Linked DNA regions of Homo sapiens: region 1 is linked to region 2. Evidence: chromatin loops called from intact Hi-C (ENCODE). Cell type or tissue: adrenal gland. All regions are shown on one strand. Each heading gives the region's core, and the rest is flanking DNA. Links, peaks and the distances in the headings are about the cores only.

Evidence for each region. Hi-C counts contacts between places; a loop is a spot of excess contacts. Peaks named below come from ENCODE experiments on the same cell type or tissue, not always from the same donor. Only the 100,000 strongest peaks of a DNase experiment are listed, where the experiment ranks them.
Region 1: it touches region 2 in a loop (5-fold over the local background); 5 of 110 quality-filtered maps call a loop at or near these places.

The regions. Positions count from the first base shown.
Region 1 is chr16:12,293,761-12,308,990 of GRCh38, forward strand. The region is part of intron 15 of SNX29 (sorting nexin 29); the gene reads left to right. It overlaps LOC124900383 (small nucleolar RNA ACA64), which reads right to left and starts at 3,563; the gene lies at 3,437-3,563. In adrenal gland, for the core only: no CTCF peak of the experiment used is centred there; DNase peaks (open chromatin) are centred at 7,106 and 7,639.
Region 2 is chr16:12,341,086-12,356,315 of GRCh38, forward strand. SNX29 (sorting nexin 29) reads left to right here. Exons shown (of 21, transcript NM_032167.5): 16 at 15,078-15,194. Among named protein-coding and RNA genes, the nearest start is that of SNX29-AS2, 24 kb to the right of the region's middle. RefSeq lists enhancers at 237-1,436, 7,575-7,664, 7,935-8,004 and a silencer at 7,785-7,834. In adrenal gland, for the core only: no CTCF peak of the experiment used is centred there; no DNase peak of the experiment used is centred there.

The sequences.
Region 1 (15,230 bases), core at 2,672-10,671, 47 kb before region 2:
ATTAATTTTGAGCCATTCTGTTCTTTTGGAAAGCTGCAGATATCTTTCTCAATGATTGTTAAAATCCTTATCAGGCTGGCAAGCTTGCATTCATTCAGTGCTTATACGGTGCCAGGCATATTCCTAAGCACTTTATTTATCTCATGTGATCCTTATAGCTACTCTGTGTGGCGGTATTACTCTCATCCTCGCTATACAGAGGAGGAAACTGAGGTGTGGTGTGCTTACTGATGGTCAGGGTCATGTAGGTGCTCAGATTCCAGACCTGAAGCTCACAGCCACTCTCCGGGGAGGAGAACTTTGAATCCAAACACCAGGAGATGACGGTCAGTCCCCACTGCTGGTCAGAATGTGAGAATCGAAATCCTAGCTCTAGGCGCATGCCTGGGCCCTGTCACCTGACCTCTGTGAGCCTCAGATGTCTGCGTCTATGGCCTGGGAATCATCATTTCCAATGTGTAGCATTTATAGATCAAGTAGGGAGTTGTATGCATGGCTCCTGTCACCCGTCATCTCTTGGGTGAGGTGCCTGCTGTGATGGGGAACCCTCTTGTCTCATTTGCCTGTTTTGGGGACAGACAGTGTCACTCTCAGTGGAACAGCCCTCAGCCCTGTCATGTACAGGGTCACTGGACATCTTCTCTCGTTCCTCCCTCCGATGGGCTGAGAATGGCCCGGCATGCTTACTCAGGGAGAATGAGTCTTCTTGGTTTCTAAAGACTCACCCTGTCTACTCCCAGGCCTGGGAAGTCCATAGGCACCCGCCTCCCTCTGCTGTCTGTCTGTAGCATTCTGGATGGCTGTGGGCTCATGCTGCCGCCATCATGGTTCCCTGTTAGCTGGTCCCGCCTCCCTGCCCTTTGCCTATGCTCAGCGGGGAGCACAGTTCCTCTCTGGGTAGGTTCAGGTCCTTTCAGTAACAGCTCAGACCTGCCTATGTCCCCAGGCTGGCTCCTTGCCTCCCTACTGGCTGTCTGTCACTTGGCTGAGAACTAGAGCTGCCCTGGACCTCTCTGGGCCTTTGTGTTCAGGCCTAACACAGCTGGAGCTCCCGGGAAGAGATGACTGTCCCTTCCTGTATTAGCCTGTTTTCACGCTGCTGATAAAGACATATCTGAGACTGGGTAATTTATTTAAAAAAAAAAGGCTTAATGGAGTCACAGTTTTACATGGCTGGGGAGGCCTCACAATCATGGCAGAAGGTGAAAGACACGTCTTACATGGCGTCAGGCAAAGAGAGAATGAGAACCAAGTGAAAGGGATTTCTCCCTATAAAACCAACACATCTCGTGAGACTTATTCTCTACCACAAGAACAGTATGGGGGAAACTGCCCCAGTGATTCAATTATCCCCCCACTGGTTCTTCCCACAACACATGGGAATTATGGGAGCTACAAGTCAAGATGAGATTTGGGCCGGGGCACACCTAAACCATATCCCTTCCCATGTCCTTGCTTCTCCACTTCTACTCGTCCCAGGGTTGACTTTCCTAGGATGACAGGCAGCGGGGTCACCGGTTCCCTTTAAGGATACGCACACCCCACCATGGGGCAGTGAAGCCAGCCTCCCAGGAGAAGTTGCCAGAATTCCTGAACATTCCTTCTCTTCCTACCAACCCAAGGACTTTTTCTTGCCAAGTCGCCCACCACTTTCTTAGTTTTGTTTTTGAGAAAACAACTCTCACAACTTCCTTTGTGGCTAATTTTTTCCCATCAGTATCCTGCTTTTTCTGCAGCTTCCGTTGACGAAGGTACATTTTACCTCTGGAACCGGTGGAGCAGAGAGCTGAATATACCCTGTTTCCTCGGGCTTCCTTGGAGTGACTCACAGGTTCCATTTTCAGTACCAAAAACTCAGCTTTGCCAGGGCAAGCTCTCAGCAACTCTTTTACAGTGACAAGTACTTTAGAAAAGTTTCAATTCACTTATTTCTCTGGGTCACACAGGCAACTCTCTGCCCTGCTTTGAGCAAAGACTATTTCTTTAGCAAAGGATATTGAAATTGGGTTCTTTTTTTTTTTCCTCACTCCCTTCAAGTAGATTTTTTTTTTAATCCATTTTTAAGGTAGAGAAGGGAGATGAGTCTTATAAAAACTTGAAAACTGTCTTTTGACAAAGACCAACTTCTGCGCCCAGCGCTTTCATCTCCAGGTGCCTGAGATTAACGTTTCCAAAAATGAGTCTTTTAAACAGTTCTTCTCCTCAAAATGAAATATGTTCTGTGGTAACAACCCAGTTCCTACTATGTAATATGTAGAAATCATTTTCCCTTTGTGAAGAAAACTAGATTTAAATGCTAACATATTATCTTTTTGTCTTCCTGAAAAATTTTTCTTCCTTCGGTGGTAAAAAGCTTTTAAAGTTAATGGAAAATTCTCCCCTTCCTGTGCTCTGGCTCGGGAGGAGAGGGAGATAACAGATCTCAGTTTCTCTGTAAATATCATAATGACTGCCTTCCTGGTGTTAGAGGTTTGAACTGCTGTGATGGCATGTATTTTAAAGCAAAGTGGTGGTCAATTTTGATGAAAAGTGATAAAATCGAGTGGATAAAATTGGCTTTCAGCAAGTAGAATGCTCTGCACCTGTAAGTTTGTGCCCATGGCCCTTATATATGGGGAGAAGAAAGAAATTTCCTACAATTTTTTTGACACATCAGAATTATAACAATTTGTTTTTGGTGTAGCACTTCACATGTCTTGATCATTACTAGGCCAGCAGACTTTTTTATATAAAGGGATCAATAGTAAAATCTTTCGGTGTTGTGGGCCATGTGATCCCCTGCCATTGGAGCACTGAAACAGCCCAAGACAATTTGTAAACATGGTTGTGTGTCAATAAAACTTTATTTACCAAAACAGGCAGGGGGCCTGCAGGTCACATTGTGCCAATCCCTAATGCAGGTACTTCTCCTACTTAGTGATGGTGGTGATGCTGACAGGGATGGTTATACCATTAGTATCAGCTGCTGTTTTGAGTGCCAGTCATGGGCCAGGCAATAGATACATTTACTGCTCATAAACACTTTAATGAAGGGTAAACGTGGTTATCGCCACTTAACAAAGGACTAAAGCGAGGCCCACCTAGGTCAGGTGACTTGCTCTATGCCAGGGTTCTCAACCCCAACACTATTGACATTTTGGACCACATAATCGTTTGTCATGGGGGCTTTCCTGTGTGTAGTAGGATGTTTCACGGCATGCCTGGCTGCTGCCCGCTAGATGCTGGTGGCACCCCCTTCCCCACAACTGTGATAATCACAAATGTCTCCAGACATGGCCACATGTCTCTGGGATCAAAATCCCTGCTGGTTGAGAACCACTCCTCTAGGATATACCACTTTTTTCCCCCCGCTGCAGAAAGAAGACAGGGTTAGGGGTCGGAGGCTGGAGACAAGGGCAGACCACACCAGCAGCTGCACTGGGGCGGAGGCCACGGCACCTGTTGGGGTCTGGGTTTCCCCACCACACACGGGGCAGTGTGCGGTGAGCTGAGGCCCTGGAGGCTCTGGGCCTTGAATCTCACCTGCTGCCATGGCCAAAGCCTGGGAGTGATTTTCAAGTAATGCCAGTAGGATGTACCACTTCTTAATGTCAAAATCTGGGCTGGAAAGATGGTCTTTATGATTTTGTTTTTTTGTTTATTGGTTTGTTTTGTGTTGTTCTACACAGAAATAATGACTGCCCCCAAGCCAAAGCTCTTTTCCTCGGTGTGTGTATTCACTTCTCTCCTCCTCCGCATCCCTGGCTTCCTTCCCTTCTCCTGGCCTCTCCTACTTGAAATTTGCTAAGAGAGATCTGAGGTGTCCTCAGCACCCCCTGTTGTGTTATAAAGATCACAGAGTTAAAAAATGATAACCGTGGGTGGTGATGGATGTGTTAATTTAATTGCATTCGTCATAACACAGTGTACACATACTTCAGATCATTTCTCTGTACATCTCCAATATATTCCATTTTTATTTGTCATTTGCACCTCAGTAAAGCTGGGGGAAATGTGAGCTGCGGAATATCGTTGATTGGCTTCCACGTCTGGCTCCACCTGTCTCACTGAACAACTGTCGAAACCTTCCCAGCTTTGCTGAACCTCACTTTTCCCCTCCAGGAAGTGGAACAATAATAGCACTTATGGGCCAGGCGCTGTGGCTCATACCTGTAATCCCAGCACTTTAGGAGGCCCAGGTGGGCAGATCACTTGAGGCCAAGAGTTCAAGAACAGCCTGGCCAACATGGCAAAAGCCTGTCTCTACTAAAAATACAAAAAATAGCTTGGCATGGTGGTGTGCGTCTGCGATCCCAGCTACTTGGGAGGCTGAGGCAGGAGAATTGCTTGAACCCAGGAATTGGAGGTTGCAGTGAGCTGTGATTGTGCCACTGCACTCCAGCCTGGGCAACAGAGCGAGACTCTGTTTCAGAAAGAAAAGAAATAATAATAGCACTTCAGTCATGGCATAATTGATGTGGAATGATCAATTCAATGCTCAGTGAATAACTGAGCAATGCAATTCATAATGCAATGAATAACTGGTATGATGATGATGACAGTGACAAAAATGATAACACAGATAATTTCCTTAGACTCCTCATCCCCTGGATGGTTTTCTGCAGGGCTGATGTTTATCACCTTCTTCAAGGTTTCATACTTTGCAGAATCTTGAACAAGCCTGTGCAGATTATACCTTTCTTTGCCATGAACAAGTCTATGATCATGAGAAAGTTATTAACCTCTCTGAGCCTCAGTTTTCTCATCTGTAAAATGGGAATGGTAATAGTTCCTACCTCCTAGTGTTACTGTGAAGAATAAGTTAACATGTGTCTAACATTTAGAAGAATGTCTGGCCCTTAAATATATATGCATGTTGTGTGTTTTTAGATTTTCCTGCCAATGAGAGACAGAAAATACTCTCTTACTTTCCTCTCTAGAATAGGCCAGGCATCCTCTGCTGCCTCCCATGGCTGGGAGGACCCTTGCTGTCTCTCACCGGCCAAGGAAGGTTAGATGTGGGTGTCCCCAGGGGCCCAGGGGTGACGATGTGGGTATAGTGACAACAGTTAGAGTTGCTTTCACATGTGGCGTGATTCCTATGTGCCTGATGGTATTACCAGTTGTTACCTACATTAACCTTATCATAATGGAATGAGGAAGCCAGAGGAACCAAGGCTTTGATTCTTTTATTTATCCATTTTCATAATAATGAGTTGGTTCCTTTCCCTCCTCCAGAGAGGACCAATGAGTCTTTAAAAAAAAAAAAAAAAAATAGGGCTGGGCACGGTGGCTCATGCCTGTAATCCCAGCCCTTTGGGAGGTCAAGGTAGGTGAATCACTTGAGGTCAGGAGTTCGAGACCCACCTGGCCAACATGGCGAGACCCTATCTCTACTAAAAATACAAAAATTAGTTGGGTATGGTGGCACATGCTTGTAATCTCAGCTACTGAGGAGGCTGAGGCAGGAGAATCGCTGGCACCCAGGAGACGGAGGTTGCAGTGAGCTGAGATCATGCTACTGTACTCCAGCCTGGGTGACACAGTGAGACTCCGTCTCAAAAAAAAAAAATTACAAATTTATGTATTTAAGCCTATTTGATGTTTTCCAGTTCATCACAGTAATTTTTCTTTGTGATATTCAAGTTGTCCTATCTTCAGCCCATGGACGGTGTTTAGTTTGATTCCTGAGTCCTCAAGAGTAGTTTTTGCCATTACACTGGACATCAAAGCAAGGAAGCTGAGGTGTTCTAGGCCCTTCTTGTACTTCATGCCCCAGACCTGGAAACACCTGTTCCTCCAGGGGGCCCTGGCTCTTTGACTGGGAAAAGGTATTTATACAGCATAATCTAGGTAGTGGGGAGTGCTCGTTGCTACTGGGTTGGCTATTGTTTCTAGGCCTTTTCAGTGTTCAGAGCTAGAAAATCTTTCCCTTTCTTCTTCCCCACCTGCCTCTTCCCTCCCTTTCCCCCACCCCATCCCTTCTTTTTTAGTAGACTATATATTATGATCCATAGATACTTCTAATTCAAATTTCGAATTTTTTTTTTTTTTTTTTTACTTAACTACCTTGATTTAATATTTGTATCTTTTTTCTTACACTAGAAATCTCTTAATGGCATAAATAAAATTTCTTTTTTTCTTTCTTTGAGATCGAGTCTTGCTCTGTCACGCAGGCTGGAGTGCAGTCGCGCAATCTTGGCTCACTGCAACCTCCACCTCCCTGGTTCAAGCGATTCTCCTGCCTCAGCCTCCTGAGTAGCTGGGACCACAGGTGCCTGCCACCACGCCTGGCTAATTTTTTGTATTTTTAGTAGAGACAGGGCTGCGCCATGTTGGCCAGGCTCGTCTTGAACTCCTGACTTCAGGTGATCTGCCTGCCTCGGCCTCCCAAAGTGCTGAGGTTACACGTGTGAGCCCCTGCAGCTGGCCGGGATAAATACAATTTCTTATGAGGTTTTGCTAATCTGGTAGCCAAGTAACGTAATCTCCATGTAGTTTTAATTTGCATTTCTCTAATATGAATGAAAAGAACCCTTTTTTGCCTCCTGTCTTCCACCACTTTCTCCAACCAAGGCAGAGTTGATCACATTTTCCTTCCTGTCCCCATAATGCCTTGGAGACAGCGCTCTGATAGCATCGATCATCAGTGATCAGCTTGGTGGTTTCTCCAAGCTGTATATTTTACTCTGTATATTTTACTGTCTTTTTATCTTCCATTGTTTGGCATTGTGTTTTGCCTTAGTGTTTATGAACGACTTAATAGTTCTGACAGTTTTTACTTAGATCTGTTAACCTCAGTCCCTTTTTAATTCCTATGTAACTGCTTTTCCCCAGCAGAGCAGCTAAAAAAAGAATGATGAGAGAGAATAGCAACACAAGAAAAACAAGCTGTTGAGAAAAACCAGATGCATACTTGTAACCCTGACTTCTCTTTGAGTTCCAGGCACACGTTGCTCCAGCGGCCGTCGTGACATCTCCGTGGATTGTCTAAAGTAGGGTTTCTCAAACTCAGCCTTGATGACATTTTGGACTGCGTAGCTGTTTGCTGTGGGAGGCTGTTCCGCATGTTGCAGGGTGTTTAGTGACATTGCCCCACTAGCCTTACCTACTAGATGCTGGTGACATCTCCCTATCCCAGTTGTGATCACCAAAAATGTCTCTCGACATTCCGTACTCTGCCCTTGGAAGCAAAAATACCCTCCTTTGAGGACCACTGGTTTAAAGGCATCTCACACTGAATAAGGCCAGTGCAGAACTCTGTTCTTCCTCCTGACTTGTGCGTCTGCGGTTTTCTCCATCTTCCTAAATGGCACCACTTTCCATTCAGCTAGCTAATCAAGTTAAACAGCCTGAGTCATCCTTGATTTCTCTCTTTCCCTCACTGTCTACATCTAGTCACTCAATGAGTTACAGTCCCTTCTAAAATATCTCATAAAGCCAACCATTGTTTTCTATCTGTGTTGCTACCACAAATCTAACTTGCCATTTTCTCTTGCCGGGAGTACTACCAGTAGACTCCTTCCTGTACTCTGCAAGCTGATTCCAAATCCGCCCACGCTCTGGCGTGTGCCCACATCTCCTGCCTTACCTGTCACCACACTCCTCGTTCTACTCTCCAGCCCCCTCAGCCTGCCCCTAGGAAGGGCCAGGGTTACTCCACCCTCCAGGGTCTTGTGTTTCCTATACTCCCTCTCCCCCAAATCTCCACATGGCTGGCTTCGTGTCCTCCCAGTCTCCATTCAGTGTCACCGCCTCAGTGAGGCCTTCCCTGGCAGTCCAGTCTGATCCAATGGTGCCTTCTGTCTGACTAATCCATTGTATTGCCCAGTTTTATTTTCCTGATTGAAATATCAGGATCCCCAGTCTTCTCGATTACGTCGTTGTTGGCTCTTTATGGTCCATCTCCCCTCTAGAATGTAACTTCCAGGAAGGCAGGGATCAAGCTTACCTTGCTTCCCTTTGAATCCTGGCTCGGAGGATGGACTCTGCATGAGATAGGCACTAAAAGACTGTGACATTAACATTCTGGTGTTTCTCTGAGAGGACTCTAGTCGCGGTTTGCCTTGCCCTATGGACAGAGAAAGAAAGATTTTAATCCTTCTCAGAGTCGAAGCTCTTTTACAGGCATCATCCCGAATACACTTGATAGTCACACTATCACTTTCCTCCTTACCTAACATTGCGGCTGCTGGTCCTCATCCCTTGTACCATGTTTAAAGAATATTGATCCTGAAGGTAAATTTCAGTTATATACAAAAGAAAGATAATTACTTAGAATCTGGTTCTGTCTCAATTCACAATGAAGGAAATGAACCAGTGCCTACGGTCCTTTCTTTATCAGAATCTAGAATGTGTGTGTGACCCAGTGATCTAAGACAGAGATGGGAAAACCTCTTTTGTAAAGGGCCAGAGGGTGGATGTGTTGGTGGGATGGACGTCGTAACTATTCACCTCCGTCAAAGCGGCATGGAAACAGATGAATATAAGCAAATGGCTGTGGCCACGTTCCGTCAAACTTTATGAAACTGATTTCCAAAAAGTAAAAGTCAGTTTCTACAGTTACAGCAGGCACACTTCTATGTTTTTTGCACTGACGCTGTAATTTTCTGTTTATCATTATTGATTGTGTTATCTACTGTCTTAGTGTGTTCAGGCTATTTTAACAAAATACCATAAACTGAGAAACTTATAAACAACAAAAATGTATTTCTCACAGTTCTGAAGGCCAAGGTCAAGGCAGATGTGGGGTCTGGTGAGGGCCCACTTTGTGGTTCATAGAGGGCATGTTCTTGCCATGTTCTCACATCGTGGAAGGACAGGGGGTCTCTGGGGCCTTTTTTATAAGGGCATAAATCCCATTCGTGAGGGCTCTGCCCTCATGACCTAAGCGCCTCCCAAAGGCCCTGCTCTTCTAATACATTACCTTGGGGGTTAGAATTTCATTGCGCTTTTGAGGGAACACAAACATTCAGACCATAGTTTCTCCTGTTCTTTCACTTTGGAAACTTCCTGCTAGGTAATACCTTTTATAAAACGCCATGGAGTGACTTGGGGCCACACTGTTAGGGTGAATGCATTTTAAAAGACATCTCATCAGTGCACATTTTCTAAAAGCACTTCTAGTTTAAGAGGATCAATCTTGGCTCTTGAGGAGCTTCTGGGCTCGTGTTAGTGAGGATAAGCCCAAGCTTGTCACCGTTCAAAAGTTTTAAAGATAATTTTCAAGAAATGATGTTTATAAACACCTGCCCAAAGGTCATGTGATCTGGCTATGTGAGACCCTTTTGTTCTTGAAGTAAGCTAGATAAAAGGCAGAAACAAATGCAGCCCAAACCATTTTACTGCTCAGAGAATCTTCTTTTGCAATTTACCGTGAAGCTGTCTGTCTGTTGCAGGCTGTAGACTGGCAGTCGATAGAGGTATGGAGTTGGTCCACATAGTTGCTTTTGTTTTTTTTAAAAAATAATTAGTTTGACCAATATTAAAACATAGATGAATTTTAGCCCCACCCTAGTGAAACACTTGCCCACGAACACCAGGAGAAACACAGCCATGTTCACAGCATCGCTCACGATGGCAAAACATTCCACACAACTTAGATATCCATCGATAAGAGAGTCGATTTTTAAAAAGTGTGTTACAGCATAGAAATCAACACAGCAAGGAAAATGGATGAACCTCAGCTGTGCACATCAGTTTGGATGGATCTAATGAAAATTGTGTGGCTCGAAGAAAGCGAGTTACAGCCAAACACATTCGTAAGAATATGAGAAAAGTGTAGAATGGAACAGGAGGTAGGTTAAGAATTCACACTTGTGGGAAGCTATACGGAAAGGCAAGGGCATGGTAACCATAAAAATTAGGGTTGTGATCATGGGAGAGGGCCAGCATTGGAGAGAGGTTCTCAAAAGTTCCAGAGGTTCTGTACCTTAAGGTGGTACACAGGTATATGTCTTGTTATGGTTCCTCATTTCCTATATGTAGATATGCATTAGTTATTCTCTTGCATGCTTGAAGTGTTTTGTAATTTAAAAAATTAGATGTTCTGGAAGCATTGGGCTGATGATTTCCACATAGCAGCGGTTCACTGGGCGGAGTCACAGCTGAGTCCTTGAGAATGACGTGCACCTTCTGGTTTATCACAGTACTTAGCTGTACTCTCCCTCCTATTCCCCCAGCTGAGCCTGTCTTGCCCATTTTCAGTGGCGTTTGAGGTTTGGATGTCTGGCCCTGGGATGTTAGGGGATACAGCCTGTTGAAAATGGTCATAGTGTTTTCTGTTAACACATTGGTAAGGCAGTTGTTGCCTATGCATATCGTGTGTAATAAGAATGATTTCTACCTGAGAGAAATTTTTCCCAGGCCTAAGTAGCAGGAATGAGTCCCTTGACCAAGTGGTCAGATCTTTTGGAGGCTGTGAATCCTATCACTGTTTTTTGTTTTTTTTTTTTGCCTTGACTTCTAAGAAGCTTGACAGAAATGTGAGCTCATCTTTAGCAAAAGTGGAGACCTTGTGGCATGTGGTTTTTGGTTCGGAACTTACTGTTGGCTTTTTTGTTGTTGTTGCACTCCCAGGCTGGAGCGCAATGGCGAGATCTTGGCTCACTGCAGCCTCTGCCTCCCAGGTTCAAGCGATTCTCCTGCCTTAGCCTCCTGAGTAGTTGGGACTACAGGTGCACGCCACCATGTCTGCTGTTCAGATTTAAAACAGACATTTAATTCATTTTGCAGTTTGTTGAAATAGAATCTTTGGCTGGAGAATTAGCATATTACAGAGGCTTTGAAATCTTTGTCCTTTTCTGGCCAGGGCTGAGCATGTAAATGTCTTTGAATAGAGATGGGGTTTCACCATGTTGGCCAGGCTGGTCTTGAACGCCTGACCTCAAGTGATCCACCTGCCTTGGCCTCCCAAAGTGTTGGGATTACAGGTGTGAGCCACCACACCTGGCCAGCTTCACTTATTTTCTTGCTTCTCCTCCTATTTTATTTCCTCACTTAAGAATATTACTCCATAATTCACTTGTTTATATAAGTGGCCATATTTTTTTAAAAAGAGAGGATATGAACTATAAACTCTCATTTACCTAGCATGATGGCAGAATATGATTTTACGAGAACATTCTGGAAAGCTGAGCTTTATTCAGAATGTTTTATTCACAAAGCTGCCTTGATCATCTATTTCAGCTGTGCATGTTACTAATTTTCCAAGAATGAGAATATAATTAAAATACACTTAATGCTAAAATGCAACTGAACATAATTTGATCTTCGATAATTTAGAAGGCAGTTAAAGAGCGTGCTGTGCCTCAAGGCTGTAATTAGGAACATCAATTATCATAGTGTGACACTATAAAAATCTGGTTATTTCGGCTTTCTAATGATTTGAAATCTGTGGGAACTAGAATTTCGAGTCTGTGCATGCAGTCTGTGTATATATAGGTCTTTTGAGCCCCTCATATGAGCAGTTCATACATGTTTTCATAGCTGATGAGTGTGAGAAAGGAGAGGCCACCTGACAAGTCTTGGCAGAGGTGTGACGAGGTTAGACTCAGGTGTTGCGAAGATCCCCCCCGGCCACGGAGTGGTATCAGGACTGGAGCAGGGCAAGGCTAAGGCAGTAATCCCTGCCCAAGGTGACAGGGACCAAAGGGCACAGCGCCGAGGGCGTCAAGCCCTAGGCATTTTAGCTGCCAGTGACTGTGACACTGGCAGGTCCCTTCACTTCTCTGGGCACACTTGACCATCTTCAGAAGGAGCAGGAGTGTGGAGCCATAGGCCAGAGGAAAAATCAGTGGTCCTGAGCCTGTCCTCATGCCTGATTTAAAATTTTGCTATTTTGTTCTCCATAGATTTATTTTTTTGGCATTAATTTTGATATTTCAAAACATTGCATGGAAATATTATTTATCATGATTACTGAGCTTTTTGCCACCTCCTTAAATTTTGCACCTAGATGCCTGGGTGTTGTGTATCCAGACTCCGAAAACTTCTGAATGGTGCCATTCCTAATTACAATTTTTAATTATAATTCTCTGGGCTTTGAATACAGAAAGACTGTGTTTCCACTTAGAATTTGGTCAAAGCCCTTGTCCTTTTCTGTACATCAGGGTGGAGTACCGACGAGCTGTAACCTGTTCGGATTTAAAAGGCTCTGTAATATGCCAATTCTCCAGCCAAAGATTCTATTTCAACAAACTGCAAAATGAATTGAATGTCTGTTTAATTCATTTTAAATAGTCCTCGTTTTATACTGGAGGACACGGTTCTCTCTGTGGCCTTAACAACCTGACTCACCATCTGTCTCACACCCTCCCTCAGCCAGGCACCTGCATGTAAAACCATTCATCCTCATGATCATATGAGGGGCCCTCTCCTCTGAACCTCCATTTCCCTCTTCTTAAACAGTTTGTGAACAGACTATTTTATTTTAGCAATGGATTTCAGAATAGTGCTCTGTCAACTGGAATGGCTTTGATATAGAAAGAGTTGCATCGAAATTCTGTGTACTCTTAACCACTGTGGGTCTACATTTTCTCCTCACTCACACGGCATGGTGATGCCAACTGCATATGGTCATGAGGATGAATGGTTTTACATGCAGGTGCCTGGCCGAGGGAGGGTATGGGATAGACGGTGAGTCAGGTTGTTAAGGCCACAGAGAGAACAATGTCCTCCAGTATAAAACGAGGTCTGTTTAAAATGAATTAAACAGACATTTAATTCATTTTGTAGTTTGTTGAAATAGAATCTTTGGCTGGAGAATTAGCGTATTACAGAGCCTTTGAAATCTTTGTCCTTTCCTGGCCAGGGCTGAGCGTGTAAATGCCTTTGAATACGTGTTTCGCTGTCTTTGTAACTACATTCCCTCCAGCGGAAATTGAAGGCAACTTTCAAGTTTAATGATGATTACACTGAGTTAGGCCCCTGCTGATGGCAGCACTCCTGCTGCAGCGGCATGGTCTTTGGGGATAATATTCAATATTGCTTCCCCAGCACTTTAGAAATTCTTCAGAAAAGTTACTAGGGATCCGATAGCAAAGGACAACCTTGTCAGCCGAGCTGTCCTGTGTAACTCCCTGGTGGCCAGCCCCTAGTTTGGGCAGAAGCTTTGTCTTTTGGGGAGGTGGGTAGAGTGACTGTTCTTCAAGGGTTTGCCATAAGAGAGGGCTTCGGTGATCGCAGGAACACAAGCTTCAGGGCTGCCTGCACCCCCTTGTGCAGGGAAAGGGTGTGAGGGAAGTAGAGTCATCCTTTGGAGGGACCCGGAGTAGATGCTTAGTATGGGCCTTACAAGGGAGGGGAGTTCCCTGAATTGGGCCCCTCTCCTCTGAACCTCTGTTTCCTTCTTCTTAAACAGTTTGTGAACAGGCTATTTTATTTTAGCAATGGATTTCAGAATAGTGCTCTGTCAACTGGAATGGCTTTGATATAGAAAGAGTTGAGTTGAAATTCTGTGTACTCTTAACCACTCTTGGTCTACATTTTTTCCTCGCTCACATGGCATGGTGATGCCATCTGCATATGATCACGAGGATGAATGGTTTTACATGCAGGTGCCTGGCCGAGGGAGGTTGTGGGATAGATGGTGAGTGCGGTTGTTAAGGCCACAGAGAGAACTGTATCCTCCAGTATAAAATGAGAAATGCAATTCCTGTCATTAAATGAGGTGATGTCACTAACATCATGAGGACAGTGCCAGGCGTGTGGAATTCTCACATTTGTGAATGTTGAATGGGGTATGGATGCTTTCATGCAGGGCTGGTCTGGGTACAATTTTGTCCCCACTTTATTCTGTGTCTGGACAGAGTTGGGAAGCTTAATAGGTGTCAAACATTTGCCTGCTTAATGCCTAGGCCAAGAAGAGGGGAGAAGTTGTCAGCAGTAGAATGTAGAGGCTACACAGGGTCATGAATGGTCTTGGATTTGCCGAAGCCTGGAATGGCGTGGAGAATCTGTCTTGAGGGCCTGCCTGTCTGCACAGTGGTCAAGGCCTAGATGCCTTTGCTAGGCTCGGCCTTGGCTGGTAGGCACCAATGTAGCCATCAATGGCAAAACACACCTCCATCGGTCAGCAAAGTCCTGCTACCCTGAGATCCTCTCATGGTGACGTTCACTTCCCCAATGACCCTGACCTTCTGAACTCCTGGCCCACCAAGAGATGGGAGAGAAGAGGTGGGCTTCCTCTGCAATCAGGGTCTGTTTGAGTTGTCTTCAGGACAAACAACGTTTGGTGTAGACAGAGTGCTGTGTTAGCCACTGAACCCATCCCTCATTCTGCCTTCATGGTGCTCATATGGGAGAGATGCACAGACAGGGTCTACCTCAGCTCTGGCCTCCCAGTGTAACAGTAGCCTACAGCCTGCGAGGGCTCACTGCTGAAGGTGATGCATGGTCTCTGCTCTGAGGGTTTTTCCCCAACCAACAGCAGAGATGGCACCTCGCTGGTGGTGCTGACACCCGGCAGGCAGGCACATTTATGCCTACTGCTCATCTGTCCCCACCAGGTGGCATTCCACAGAATCACCTGCTCATGGTGGCTTCTGGGTCCCACAGCCTCTACTGTGTATCATTCTGATTGTCCAGTAATGTGAACGTTTCCCTCATGGGGTGTGGGGTATTTACGGATTTCATCCAGGCTTTGGGTGGCATGTTATCCCTTCTGCAGGGATCAACCTCTTAGTAGCGGCCACATCCTGGATTGTTGCTGTAGCCTGGCACTTCTGGGGCCCTCTGCAGATACTGTCATTAATCCTCAGGTCACTCATGCCAGGTGGGTGCCATCGTCATCCCTCCTTCATGTTTGTCAACTTGTTGTGCACTCCTCCGGAGTGCCTTCCGTGTGCTAGTCACGGCTTCGAGTGCCAGGGATAAACAGGAAACAAGACAGAAAAAATCCTCGACTTCTAAGGTATAAGGCAGACTCTTGCAATGCCTGTGTAATATTTTCTACTGCTATTTACACATAAATGGTATTTCTAGATGGGTACAAATTAAACACGAGTCCATCAGTTTCTCAGCTGGAGAGTCTTGACAACATGTAAGGATTTATTTATCTAATGAGCAAAAGAAACAAGAACGCCTGCCTGCAAGTCCCGGTGGCTGCAAGTGTGATTATGTAAGCTGTCCGTTATATCGAAAAGTGCTAGAAGACTCTTAAGCCTGTTGCATGTAGGAAGGAGAGAATGAGTCGGGGAAATGCAGGTCACAACCAGCTGGGGCTAATGGGACAAACATAAATGGTTATGGCA
Region 2 (15,230 bases), core at 2,546-10,545:
TGTGGAACGCATCCAACCTATGGTTACTATTATTATTGGAGCCCAAGGAGAGATTTGAATTGTATTTGGGGCTTTCACAGACAAACTCATTAGAAAGTACTGCCTGGGCCCATATAGCAGACAGAATACAAGTCTTGTGATGGATAGACCTGGGTTCAAATTCTGACTTCACCACTTGTGATTTGTATGACCTTGAACAAATGATTTAATGTGTCTGAGACCAGTTTCTTCTTGGGTAAAAGGATATCATGATACCTACTTCCTGTGGCTGTTGCAAAGCTGCCTTTAACAAATGTCTTTGGCCTCTGTGCCTTTCCTCAGACTTTCAGGCCCATTGTGAGAGAGCTAGGAAGATACAGGGTTGTCAAGTTGACACATGTCAGAATAGGATTGGTTCTGCCACAGTAACAAATGATCCTCAATCTCGGTCTTTAACAAAATAAAAGCTTATTTCCTGTTCGTATGTGTCCAACATGGGTTGCCCAAGGGCAACAGTGGGACTGTTCTGCTCCACATAATGACTCAGAAATCTAGGTGGACAGAGGCTCCCATCTTGTGGCCACACCATGGCTTTCTCACTTAGTGTTACAGGGAAGGGATGGTGCAGGGTCACACGCCAGCAGTCCTATGCTATGACTCAGAAGAAACATTTGTCACTTCCACCTGGAACTCGTTGGCCCTAAGTCAGAAGCTTGTGCCCTGTTGTGCAGAGGGGGCTGGGAAGCTTGGGGAGCAGGTAGGGTGCATGGTGAGCACCAGTATCTCTGCCACAAGGACCCACTTGTTGTCTTCATGACATTCCCATTGTAGGGATTAGAGCAGCTGTGGGCTAGTGACTCCGTAGCTGCCAGGTCATTTCCAGCACAGTGCTTCGTGCCAGGAAGTAAAGAAATTTAGGCTTGAGACCCCAGCTTCATAGATGCTGCTGAGAACGTGAACTCTTTTACCTCTCCCAGATTCTGGGAGGTAGATGTGGTCTTGTAATGCTGACTGTTGAATAGAAAACAGAAGAAGATCACATTTGATGAGCCACTCTGTTGGGGGTGGCCTAGGCAGGGAAGCATTGTGATACTTTTGCACTTACCTTCACTGCGTATATCATGGGGATATGAGTCACCCAGAGAAAAAGTTTTATTGCCTGTTGCCCTCTGCAAGGGAAGAAAAGTCACAGATGTCTGCTGCATGCCTCCTGAGGGCAAGAGTGTATGCTTGGCATTTTAACATACAAGATCTCGGTCATATCTTCAGTGTCCCATGGAGAGAAGAGATTACAGTCTCCATGTTGCTGATGAAACCATGAGGCTTAGGGGTGTTCAGAGCTGTGTAGAAACAATGGCTGCCCCGTTCATGGGACACAGCCAGTGAAGTGTGGTCCCAGATTCAAGCCCTTAAATTCCATGTTGTTGTTTTAAACTATACCATCTCGTCTTTCCATTGTAATGTCTGTGGGGCTTAAGGAAGTTGTAGGGATGTGCCCAGTTCTGTGTGTCAATCAAAGCTGTAAGAATCAGAATCTTGTGTCTTTTACGAAGCTTGAGTTGTATATTGGCTCATTTAGTCCTCATAACAACGCTATCATGTAAGAGCTCCTATGGCCACCATTTTTCAGATGCAGAAACTGAGGTCCAGAGAGGTTGAATGATTTACCCAAGGTCACCCAGCAAGTTACTGGCAGACTGGGACAGAATCCTGGCCGTCCAGCTCCAAGTTCATCCCCCAGACCAGTACCCCACAGTGCTCGCTCACATTTGAGCACAGTCTTCCCTCTGTCCAGGTGCTGGTGTTCATGAATTACTGCTTGGCACAAATGAATGGCTGCATACCCCTTCCTGGGAGGAGCAAGCCAGCCTTTACCTGAAGGAGGCTCTTGGCAGCTTTACGGGAGTGCTGTTGGGTGTGAGAAAGAGACTCTCAAAGGAAAACAACATTTTGATGCTCATAAAATTTAATGTTCTTTCATTTACTGTCTTTCTCTTGAAACTTGGACATAATTTATTGAGCCCGTGGTTGAAATATTCAGGAGGTCTCTGTGTGCTACTTCGAAGGGAATATGATTAAAAACGCACACCAGCCTCCACTGATTTCTCAAGACATGAGAACACGACAAAGAGCCACATAATTTCAGAATTCACATCTTTATGTGAAAGCCTGTGCTTTCCAGCACCTTGCAGAATGAATGGAAAAGCAGCACTTCAGGGTGAAATGTTTTCCAGAAAACTTCTGACTTGGTGTGCTAGTGTTAGCTTCACGGTACTAAATAACTTCTGTGTCCAGCAACCTATTCTCGGAGATAAAGAGAAGCTGCCCCAGGCCCTGTGCCAGGCTGGCTGCTCTGAAGTCACATCTTAACCATGTTTAAAATCCTGCTCGATACGATGGAGCCCCACTTTATAGCCGAGGAAATGGGAGCAGATGAATGATGGGGCTTGGGTGTGAACCTGTTCTCATGCCTCCTGCCAGCTGACCTCTTCCTGCCTTTGGCCTCAGCTTAGTATCACAAGCCCTAGGACGGGTAGCTGCCTCCCCTTCCTGTTCCCAGGGACCGTAGTCTTCCTGCTGTGCCACTGGCCACTTTGTCTGAGAACCGTTGACCACCTAGATCCCCACGAGATAGGGAGCTCTGTGAGGGCAGGGGCAGGGGCAGGGGCAGGGTCCTTGTCACACTGATGCCCAGAGCTCAGATCAGTGCCTGGCACACCGTTGCTCAATAAATGTTTGTTGAATGAATGAAGAAACGTGAATGAATGACTGAATAAGTAAATGAATTAGTGCTTCCAGGCCTGTGCAGGGAGGTGCATTTGACCTCTTCTGTGGTTTAGCTGTGTCCCCACCTAAATCTCATCTTGAATTGTAGCTCCCATAATTCCCACATGTTGTGGGAGGGACCCAGTGTGAGATAATTGAATCACAGAGGTTGTTCCCCTCTCCTGTTCTTGTGGTAGTGAGTCTCATGAGATCTGATGGTTTTATGAGAGGTTTCCTCTTTCTCTTGGCTCTCATTCACTCTCTTGTCTGCCGCCATATAAGACATGCCTTTCGCCTTCTGCCAGATTGGGAGGCCTCCCCAGTCATGTGGAACTTGTGAGTCCATTAAACCTCTTTTTCTTTATAAATTACCCAGTCTTGGGTATGTCTTTGTCAGCAGCATGAGAACAGACTAATACAACCTCACAAAGGGAGAGGGTTTATAAAATAACCCAAAGCAGAGAGAGATTGTCCAGCATGGTGGTGTGAGAAAGGACTCTGGTTCCAATCCCACGGCCTTTAGTGTTAGCTTTGCCTAGGACTAAACCTCCGTGAGCCTCCATTTCCTCAATCTGTAGATGGAACCACTAGCTAGAATATAGAAACCATGAGGGCAAGAGTCTCTCTTGTTTGCTGCTGTATCCATAGTGTTTAAAACAGGGTTTGGCAAATGGTAGATGCTCAGTAGATGTTTGTGGAATGAATGAATAAATGAATGAAAGAATCTGAGAATTTTCAGATATTGAAGATAAGTTTCTTAAGAAGGAGCCATGGACAGGCCTTGTATGGATAAGTTAACACAAGGATGGGGCTTAGGGTTGGGTCTGGCGTCCAATACATGCTCAGTAAATGTTTGCTCTTAATGACAGTGGCCTCACTGTATCCTCCTCTTCCTCTTTCTCCTCCTGGGCTGCCTGCCCAGCAGGCTGGAGAAGGCTTTCTGTGCTGGGGAGGAGAGGAGGCCAACGCTGCGCTGCCTTCTAACTCCCAGGTCTTGGGAAATCAATAGCCGTCCTCTGCAAGCCAGCCTGTAACCACTGTGCTTTTGAAAGGAGAGGCCAGCAGAGCCTTTTTAAAGTAATTCCGGCCCCATTTTCACAGGCCTAGCCGAGCACCATGTTTTGTGCTTGTGATGGAACTATAATTACACCCATTGTGTGGCGCCAAGTAAACCACCTCATATGCTACGTTTAAGGAAAGAGGCCTCTGCCCCTTTTTCCGCTGACCCTCCCATAATCCATGCAGCAGAAATAAGCCCTACAAGTGTCTGGTGTTGTCAGTGGCTTTGGCAGTGATCTCCAGTAACACACGTGGAGTTGGGTAAGATCCTGTGCTCTGCGCTAGAGCTGTGAACTGCCCAGGAGACATTACCATCTGCAGAAGTGCATGCTACACCTTCTTCTGGGGGAGCCTCATGTAACAGATAGAACATGGGTCTGGGCGTTAGCTACTGCAGCCATCTCCATGTGACCATGGGCAAGTGTTCTAGTCCCTGTGGGCCTCAGTTTCCTCCCATATAAAATAGGGACAACACCAGCACCTAGTATGATGTCTAAGACTTCTGTGTGCGGTTGTGCAGGTTGTACACTGCACAACAGCTTATGGCTCTGGGGGGACCAGTGGGAGCTCTATCTAGCCGTGCTCCACTCACCGAACTCAGATATCATGGGTCTGTGGCCAGTTGGAGCACTTCCTTTTATTGCATGAAAGAGCCTTTATGTCATACATGACGTACTTGACATTTAGTAAGTGCTCAGAAAACAGTAACTGTTGTTGCCACTACTACTGGGGGATGATCTGTGGAGGAGGTGGATGAATGGATCGAAGGCGTTGGGCAAGGAGATCAACTGAGATTTGAGTGACGTTGTGAAGGGTGGATAGCATTTTAGGATGTGGGCACAGTGGGAAGGTGGGGGTGCAGCCGTATTCTCGTTCCATCCATGTCGGTCCTTCTCTTGAAATGTTTTCTGCCCTCTCCTCCCACCTCCTCTCCCACCAGTTGCTTTTATGCCATGCCAAGAAAATTAGTGGAAAGCCATTGAAGAATTTTTTTTTAAGTTTGGATTGTGGACAAATGTGAATGTGGACAGAATAGTAGAATGCACCTCTGTGTGCCCAGCACACAGTCCCGTCAGCTTCAGCAGCCACCAACCCAAGCCAGTCCCACTCCCCCCTCCCCACCGCCATTCCTAGTATTATTTTGAAGCAAATTGCAGACATCATGCAATCTAGTTTGTAAATGTTATTGAAGGATTTTAAGCAGTAAAGGGGTGTGATCCTGGGTTTTAGAAAGATCATTTGAGCGTCAGCTGGTGGCGGGGGCAGCAGGGAGGCGGTGGTGTTTGTCTAGGTGGGAGGGGGCTTCTGAACCTAGGTTTGGCCACAGGATGGAGGAGCGGGGACAGACCTTGGAGAGATGAAGGATGTAGATTCTACAGGACCAGTGGTACTGGACACTTCTGCTGGTGCCTCTTTAATGGATAATCATGGTAATTAACATTTATGGAGTACTTTACGTAACCCTAAGTAAAGCACCTCTTTCTTTTATTATTTAAACCTCACAAAAGCCCTTTGACATTTGCATCGTTGTTAATGTGATTTTATGGATGAGAAACTGAGGCCCAGAGAGGTGGAGGTAAGTTGCCCAAAGTCACATCTAGGGAGTCAGGAATGGTGGGTTTTAATCCCAAATGGCCTGCCTCTGGCGTTCGCACCACGCCGCACACCCTCTCCCGTACTGCTCTCACAGGACAGGTGTGAATTGGGGAACCCGCTTAAAGACCCTCACAGCTGCATGAGTGCCTCTTGTGTGTTCTTCTTAAAGGAACACACCTTTCAGCAGAGGGCTGGGGCTCCAGGTTTTGTTTTTTGCTTTCTTTCCCCTGTCATTGCTCACCAACCACCAGGAAGGTGTTGGCTGCTATTGTAACATGGTCATTTCTGTGGATTCTGCCTTGGCTCTTGGAGGGCTGTTGTAGGGGCCAGGAGAGCATCATTGTCTCCAGGGGGGTAGCAGCTGCTGCTCTATGAAGCCTCCCTCCCTGGCTTGCCTGTGTATATTCTGAAAGGCCACATGTCGGGAGAAATGATGACCAACATTGGGGCCTGAGACCTGGCAGCCCCGTGGCCAAGCGATGACGGTCACCTAAACCTCTGCTTCTCAGAGGCGTCCCCTTACTAACTGAGCTGTTTTTAGTGATGGGTGTTGTCCCTCTTTAAACTGTAATCCCATCCTGATGTGTGTAAGCATTACCTCTTGCTATCTCAGTGTTCTGAGTGCTGAGGGGCTTGTTGCAGAGGTGATCAAGGGAACCTTTGAAATGTGAAGTTATCACCAGGGTTACTTAAAAGCCTCTGCTTAGTGACTCTGCAGACAGAGCCTACACAGCACTGTCTCGGTGGCACTTCAGGATGATCTGCCCCACAGGTCTCAGTTGAATTTATTACATGGTGGCTTTATGGTGCGGCATTGAGGAGGATGAGTCCCGAGATTCCAGAGCACCTGGCTCATCAGGGCAAGCCTGAATAACTTCCTGGGGCCAGCCGTCCCCACAGCAGAACCAAAGCAAAATGTGTATTGGAAGGAAGAAAGAAACAGGAGAGACTCCAAAGATGGGAGATGCAGGACCATGAGCCTCCATGCAGGCTCTGGAGCCAGACTGACCACCTCCCTCCCTTCCAGACTGCATGACTTGGGACATTCGAGTCACCCTTCTGAGCCTCAGTTTTCCTTATCTGTAAAATGGGGGTAAATATACACCTCCCAGGCTTGTAGTGTCTGCTAATATGTAAAACACTTAGAGTGCTATCAGACCCATAGCAGGTGCTCATTCTGTTACATCCTGTCCACATCATGGCAGGTACTGGTGACTGCCCGAGAACTCTTTCATCCCTTTGTACCTCGTGACAAACCTGTACAATAGGTGACAATAACCTCATTTGACAAATAAGATACCAGGAATCAGAGCTGGGTGTGGTGGGTCATGCCTATAATCGTAGCACTTCGGGAGGCTGAGGCAGGAGGATTCCTTGAGTCCAGGAGTTCAAGACCAGCCTGAGAAACGTAGCCATATCCTGTCTTTACAAAAAAAAAAAAAAAATAGGTGAGCATGGTGGCACATGGCTGTAGTCCCAGCTACTTGGGAGGCTGAGACAGGAGGATTGCTTGAACCCAGGAGGTCGAGGCTGCATGAGCTGTGATTGCACCACTGTACTCCAGCCTGGGCAACAGAATAAGACCTTGTCTCTGGAAAACAAAATTAAAAAAATAGGGTACCAGGAATCAAAGACGTGTGATTCTTTACACAAGGTCATCCAGCAGTGAGTAGACAGGACCTGGATTTGACCTCCAGGGCCTCATTTTTCTCCTTGACATGGAACATCTGGAAGTCATGTCTGCCAGTCTCCTGGAATGTCTTCATGCTGGGATTTTCGTTTGAAGCTGTTGTCGGTGTTGCCTTCACCTGAAGCAGAAACCATTTTGGAGAAGGCTTACCCTAGCTGCTGGGGAGCTCCTAGACTCTTCTCTGGGAGTCTCCTTTGGCCTTGCATTGGCCGAGGTTCTTACTTACTCTAGGTGCCCCTTCCCTTACTGCTAGGGTCCCCCTGAGGGGGATGTGGGAGCAGCCAGAGCCCACATGGCTTTTCCCCTCTGCCTGCTGATGGCAGCCATTCACTGTGGCGTTGACAGCGCCTTTCCCCGGCTCTGTGTGTGTGTACATGTGTGTGTGTGTGACAGTGTCCCTTACCTTTGAGATGCTCCCAGCCCTCCATCCCTGGCTCAGCACCCTTCCAGGTCCTCTGCTCTTCACTGGTACCTTGAGATGCTAGCTCAGCATCACAGTGATGGCGTATGCTGAGAGGGAGGAGAGAGGAGTGTGGCCACAAACACAGGCTGGGGAATCCGAATCCCAGTTCTGCTGCTTACTTCCTGTGTGGTCTTGGACAAGTTGCACACCCTTTCTGTGCCTCAGTTTTCTTAGCTACAAAATTAGGGACGGTAACACCACTCACCTCCCAGGGGAGTTGTAGGGTACAGGTGAGTACTGCTCGGAGAGGAAGTGGAACATTCCTCGTGCGCAGGGAGTGCCCCCTGAGTCTGCCCACCCCTCCACACTGTCACCATCGCCCCTCTGGGAAGACAGCGCCCTTAGTTTACAGAACACTTCCCCATTCCTCAGCTTGTTTAAAAGTCTTGTGGCCTCCCGGTAGAGGAGCAGAGAGCGCTGAATTAAAAGCAGGAAGCTTGGTGTGTAGTTGTGGCTCTGTTAGGGAGTAAAATAAACTGTGTAGCTTTAGACAGGCCACTTGCCCCCCGCCAAGCCTACATTTCCTCAAATAGGCACAGTGTTTCTCTTCCTGGGTTATTTATTTGTTGCCTGAAAGGCCATGTGACCAGAACAGCATGGGCTTTGGAGCCCTAATAACTGGGATTCAGATTTCACTGTCACTCCCTGGACCCACCGTGCCAAGGTCAAAGAGAGCTATGGCTACTAGAATTCCCTGAGGATTTCCTGTGACTCTGTGTCTAGTGCTAGATCTGGACACCCATTATTTCAATGAACATTTCTAGTTTTCTTAGTTTTCAAGGCTAAATGGACACTGTAAGACAATGTACAGGTTGAGCATCCCAAATCCCAAAATCCCAAATTCAAAATATTCCGGAAGTCAGCATATTTTGAGTGCTGACATAATGCTCAAAGGAAATGCTCATTGGAGCATTTGGATTTCAGATTTTCAGATTTGGGATGCTCATCCTGTAAGTATAATGCAAATACTCCAAAATCCAAAAAATTCAAAATCCAAAATACTTCTGGTCCTGAGCATTTTGGATAAGGGATACTTGTATAGGCATCTAAAAGAATGACAGGCGTTGATAGCATTGGTTTTATCTCATTTTTCTTTTCAACTCTCTTGAATTTTATCCAAATGTGTCTGCAGTTTGGCTTTTTTTCATTATTTTTTATACTTGTTTTTCATAATTATTAATGCAAGAAATTGCTTCAGACACAGCACTTATAGGTCAATGCTTCTAAAACTATGGGAACCAGTTTTCTTTTTTAAAAAACTTTCAATTCATTGCAGAATGATATTTTGCTAAATCACCAAAAAACAGTCTAGAAAAACCCTGAAGCTCCTGTTTCACAGCAATATGAAATTGCTTGAAACATTTCTAAATGCTTGCTTCCAGTTTCTTTCCTCCTCTGATGTTATACTGGTAGAAAACAGGTGGCACACCCACACCAGTTTGTGGGCCACCCTGTGCATGTCACTGTCATAGAGTCACTTGCCGTGTGTGTGTGGCACTTGCTGTGTCATTATTGAGGTAGCAACACTGCATGTGACAGTTACAGTTGGCCCTCTGTATCTGCGACTCTGCATCTGTGATTCAACCAACTGGGGAGCAAAAATACCGGGCGGGGAGAATGCATCTGTACTGAACGTGTACAGACTTTTTTCCTTCTCTTTATTCCCTAAACAATATGGTAGAACAATTATTTACATAGCACTTACATCATATCAGGTACTGTAAGTAATTTAGAGATGATTTAGAGTATACAGGAGGAGGTGTGTAGGTTCTATTGCAGATACTAAAACATCATTTAATAGAAGGTACTGGAGTGCCCATGGATTTTGCTATCCGTGTGGAGTCCTGGGACCAATCCGCCACCCATACCGAGGGATGACTGTACCGCCATCCGCTGTGGGCAGGCAGGGTTCATGCCATTTTCTTCTGGCTTGTGGCTTTGTTCACATCAGCGAGAGTTCAGAGGTGGAGAGGTGACAAGTGGAGGAGCTTCTGCAACGTCCCCGTTTTACAAATGAGGAAGAGGAAAACTGTTTCCTACAAGTAGGGAATGGCCCAACTGCCGTTCAAAGCTGAGTCTGTGAAATGCTCCTTTTGTGTTTACCAGTGGCTCTCAACTCTGACTGATCATTACAGTCACCGTGGGCTTTAAAAAGTACTTCTTTGAGGTCCTTCCCCTCAGTCTACTGAATCAGAATTTCAGGGGCCAAGACCCAGAAATCCGCATTTTTCAGAAGCCCTCCCAGTGACTAGTGATCAGCTTGGGTTGGGAGCCACGAGTCTAAACTATGTCACTTCCCTCTACTCTGCAGTACAAATGAATTGTCCTTAACCACCAAAGGGATCATCTTCCTACCATATCCCAAGAGGGAGTGCAAAGAGCACAGATAGTAGGGCCATTAAGGTGGAGGTTCAAATCCCCACTCTGTCACTTCCTTGTCCTGACATTTGAGGCTTATAAGCCAACCTCCCTTTGCCTCATTGGTAAGGAAAGCATGCCAGCCCTGCAGGGGGATTGTAGGAATTACATGAGCTGGTGCACCTAATGCCTATAAGAGGCCTGACACTTAGTTGGTGCTCCGGAGTGTGTGAACGCAAAGTGGGGACTGTCTAGGTTCACTTTTTAACAAAACAGGTGCAATGCCATCATCACAGAAAGAGGCTTCAGGCCCCTCCCCACAACCAGAGTAAACTGGGCCTGAAAACGGGTTGTGAGTTTTATAAAACGTAACAGATTCTAAGGCATCGAAGTGAATAATCTTGGAGAGTTTTGAGTATGTGACCCCCAAAGAGCCTCAGTTGCTATTGAAATTTTGGGGGGTGTCTTGATCTAATTAATCAAGAAGCATCTAATTTGTTAGCTGGAGGAGGGTGAAGCATGATTTACTTGAATGTGATTAGATGGAGGGAACATTCTGATATGAAAGGAAATGCCAGAGGCGTTTTTGAAAAATTTGTAATCCTTTTCTGATTTGGCAGGTAATTATGATAATTCCTGGTATTTTTACAGACTTAAAAGTTTTCTCACAGCCACATTATTTTTGGAGATCATCTTTCCTGATACTCCAGCTGGAAGGAATTACTCCATCTCCTAAAGCTCTGAAGGCATCATTTTCCAAAGCCCAACTCAAATGTCACTTTCTTGGTGGTGCTTTCCCCCATCTTTTAGGCCAGGGCTACCAAATAGGCATCATCTTGCTGGGCAACACACTGATTGGTTATGACTGCCTAGGTATCTTCTTGAGGAACAGTGATTGATTAGTGCTGTCTGCCAAGGGAACAGCGGGCAGGGGAGTAGTGGCATCCTGAGATACTTACCCAGTCCCCTTTGATAGGCATTGAGGTGGATCCCAGCCATTTGGAGTTAAACTTGTATTTTGAGCTCACATGCAAGTAGAGAGGCAGGATTTCTGCCCAGCCATGATTTGTTAAATCGAAGGTGAGTGATTTAAAAAATTTGATAGACTTGGAACCCACCCAAATGTCCAACAATGATAGACTGGATTAAAGAAATGTGGCACATATAGACCATGGAATACTATGCAGCCATAAAAAATGATGAGTTCATGTCCTTTGTACGGACATGGATGAAGCTGGAAACCATCATTCTCAGCAAACTATGGCAAGGACAAAAAACCAAACACCGCATGTTCTCACTCATAGGTGGGAGTTGAACAATGAGAACACATGGACACAGGAAGGGGAACATCACACACCGGGGACTGTTGTGCGGTGGGGGAAGGGGGGAGGGATAGCATTAGGAGGTATACCTAATGCTAAATGATGAGTTAATGGGTGCAGCACACCAACATGGCACATGTATACATACGTAACAAACCTGCACGTTGTGCACACGTACCCTAAAACTTAAAGTATAAAAAAAAAAATTTGATAGATGTTGCCAAATAGGCAAGTTACTTAAACTTCTTGAATCTTCTACCTTCTCTCCAGCCCAAAAGATGAAACCCAGATGATGACTCATAGTCTTTGCACCTCGTTAACTGATAAGTTGTGCACCTTGCAAGCACAAGTTCAGAACCACAACTTCTGCTGGCTAGGTGGTGTCCTTGGGCCTTTTGGAGAATCAAGGCTTCATTCCTGGTCCTCTGTCCCTTGCTGGGCTGGGTTTGTGGCTGTGTCAGCCCTGGTCTTTGTATCTCCACCTGGCATTTACTTTTGATTTGTCACTGTCATAGTGTTGTCAAATGGCATCTCCTCCTTAACTACCTGCAGATGGATTAATTTTCATGAAATACAACAACTGAGGATAGAAGGAAGCACATCAGACTCTCAAACTGATGATGTCAGGACACAAGTGCCTGGTGGGGATATAGGCGTGGGATATAGGCGTTGGATATGGCATGGGAGGCTGCCTGGCATGTCCCAAGGCTCATTAGATAGGTGACTCCCGAATGTTAACTCTTGGAGGGGTGGGCCTTCCCTGACACCCTGTCTTCTCTCCGAGTCACTCTAGCATAATTTACCAAATGTCAAAGGATGTGAACTGTGTGGCTCTCCTTTCTCCTCCCTAAGATCCTAGCACTGTGCCTGGAAGATGGCTAGCAACTCTGTGGTGCTCTTGCTTCGGGGCACACTGAGTGCTCCCCACAGCATTTCTATCTCCTTGGTGTGGCACATCATGGCCTTTCTCCATCTGGCCCCTGGACACCTACTTGTCTGCCACTTCCTCCATGTCTCCTGTCATGATCACCCATGTCATAAAACCAGCTCTCATCCACTGGGAACTTATCCTGCCCCAGATGTGCTGCCAAGCCTGCTAAGTGCGGCATCTCTTGCCATCCTCACAGTGGCCTGGTGAAATGGGTGTGGTTTTTAATGCCCATTTCATAGACGCACAGCCACAGGCTCATACCAGAACACACACACTGTCAGTAACTGATCAAGCCCAGGCCCATCTTGCACCAAGGCCCGATGCCTGAACCACCTCTCTCCGCCTCCTCCCTGCCAGCCTCTGGTGCCGGCATTTGCACCTGTAGTTTCCTCCACTGGTCATACCTTTCTCTTCCTTGTCTCCAGGGTGACCTCTTATTGCTCAACATGTTTATGGAGCAGAGAAGGCCTGTGGGGACTGAGTGAGTTAGTGAGACCCCAAGAGGGAGAAGGGGGATTGGAGAGAAAGGCTGGGGCTGCATCTTGAAGGAGTTTGGGTTTTACTCTTAAAGCAGTGGAAGCACTGAAAGTATTAAACAGCAGGTGACAACATTAGATGTTACTTTGGGAAGATCATTGTGCCTGCTTGGAGGAGAATGGATTGGAGGGCACCTGTTCTCTCTCTGTCCTATTTTCTGTGGGTGTTGAAAAATAAGAAGGTCAGATGAGAACCCATAAGTGCCCTCAAAGCCTAATAAAAATTCCAAGAGGCAGTGGTTGTGCAGCCTACTTTTATTTTTGTGATAACAGGAACTCTTTGTGATCTCACATTCTCTCTTCTGAGGCTCTTTCTGAGTCTTGAATTTATTTCTAGTTATACTGGAGTTTGGAAATAGTTATTCGAGGAACAGTAAGCTCAGTGTGGTTTATGTAAGATGAAAGCTGTTGATACCAATGGCTGTAGGTAGGGATATGTGATATAAAAACTCAGAGTTTCAGAGGTTAGCTTAGTAACAATGAACATCATAGTTTTAATGGTTGCTGGAAATTATTTGATCAAATTTTGTCTCTTAAGTTGCATGGGATTTTTCCTTTTCATTCCCTAGTGAAATGAAAGATTTGCCTGATGTGGTCAAGTTCTGCTCTTCTGGCTGTGGAAGAGCACCAGGGTTTTGACAGCTTATGGTAAACACAACTTGGATCTGGGACGTTTCGGTGTTTCCTGCATTTATGGAAAATTGCAGTAACACTCTGGCTCCCACTGCAAAACAAAACAGAAACAAAACACAAAACCCTGCTTGGCTTTGGAAATGGCAGTGGCATTTATTTAAGGCTCACATTTTGTGGGGGCACATTGGCAGGTATTTAGCAGTAATATCGGCAGCTGTGGATTTCTGGTTTGCTGCGTGGTGAATGGATTCACAGCCCAGAGGAAGCTCGTGGGGGGTTTATGTGATTTCTGTGTGGAGGAGGCACAAAGGCATTATTAGCAGTACTGTGTTTGTTTGTTAAAGGCCCAAAGACGATCGACTCAACCTTTTCTTATCCAAAAGGAATAAGGTAACAAAGGAATATTAATTTTACATCTGTACAAAGAAAAAAGCTGGCAGAAAGGCTCAGTGACTTATTCTGCCTTTGTTAATTGCATGGTTCTTGCAGTATCTTTTGTGTCATTTTCACTTACTATTTCATATTTCACACTGGTTTGAAAGCGTCTGTACCTCAGGGACAGAAGGGGGTACCTTTGGAGGGGAACTCACAGAGCAAGTTACTGGAAGCCTGATATATTTCATGTTGATTGCACAGTGGCTCCCTTGTATTTCAGATGAAGAATTTTAATTCTTTATAAAGGGTCTAAGTGGCTTCTCTCACTGATGAAGGGGAGCTCAAATAAAAGTAGAAAGAATGAGAAGGAAACATACCCCTTTGGCTATCATTCATATCTTGGCGGATTCTCTTCTGTGAGTTACCCTTCATACAACAACAAAAAAAGAGGGCTCCCTTTTATTCCTCCTCAGATACGACACACATTTAGCGACCCCTGTTTTTTCCACAGAGCTTCTCCCTGTATCCCTCCTTTACTCTGACAGTGTCTTCTGTAGCTCATGTAAAGTACTTACTGCAAATGGCCTGGTATTGTTTTCGCACTGCATACAGTGTAGTTAGTGCTTAGGTGAGTCCTGGGGCGTTGGAGGGGTGATCTCTTGGGAAGGTTAGGGAGCTAGGGGTCTAGATAAGGATCTGCCTGACCTCGCATTCTGGGGACTTCTCTTAAAGATGCTTGCAGGATTCTTCCTTCAGGGTTCTTGGAGAGTGTAGCAGGATTACATCTCACATTTCTCTAAAAGGCTTAAGTAAATTATAGTTGAATAGTCTGTACATTGACTATAGACCATCTGTAGTCACCTCCAGTTTTATTTATTGGGGATCAGCTGAGAATATCGAATAATTCAATTTGGAAAAATTCAGCAGCTTACAGCTGGCCCAAATGGGTTGCATGTGGGCAGAGTGGAGTGGCAGGACCACAGCGCATAGCCAGGGCTCTGGTGTCAGTTCCTTGTTAGATGTCTGACCTTGACAGAGCGAGATCTTATTAAAAAAAAAAAAAAAAAAAAAAAAAAAAAAAAAGAGAGAGGAAAAAAAAAGCCCAAGGTCCAAACATGATCTGATACCATCCTATTTGGACCATAACTTCATACTGTTGACTCTGAAGTGTCGGTATGAAGCAGGTCAAGACACATTGAGCTTATGGGTGGATTGCATGGTTCACAGGTAAGCAGTGTCATTGACTCCAGCCCCAACAGCCTACAGATGTTTTGCTGACAGGTGTCAGGAAGGAGAGTCCAGAGAAGGCGGGATTGGTCCCTGGGGAATGTCTGCCTCTAAGCCTCACCTTTCCGTGCTTGTGTTCCAGGTGGCAGAGATGCATGGCGAGCTGATTGAGTTCAACGAGCGCCTGCACAGGGCCCTGGTAGCCAAGGAAGCCCTCGTGTCCCAGATGAGGCAGGAGCTCATCGATCTCCGGGGACCGGTGAGTGTTTCCCCAACCCTGTGTGTCTGTCAAGCC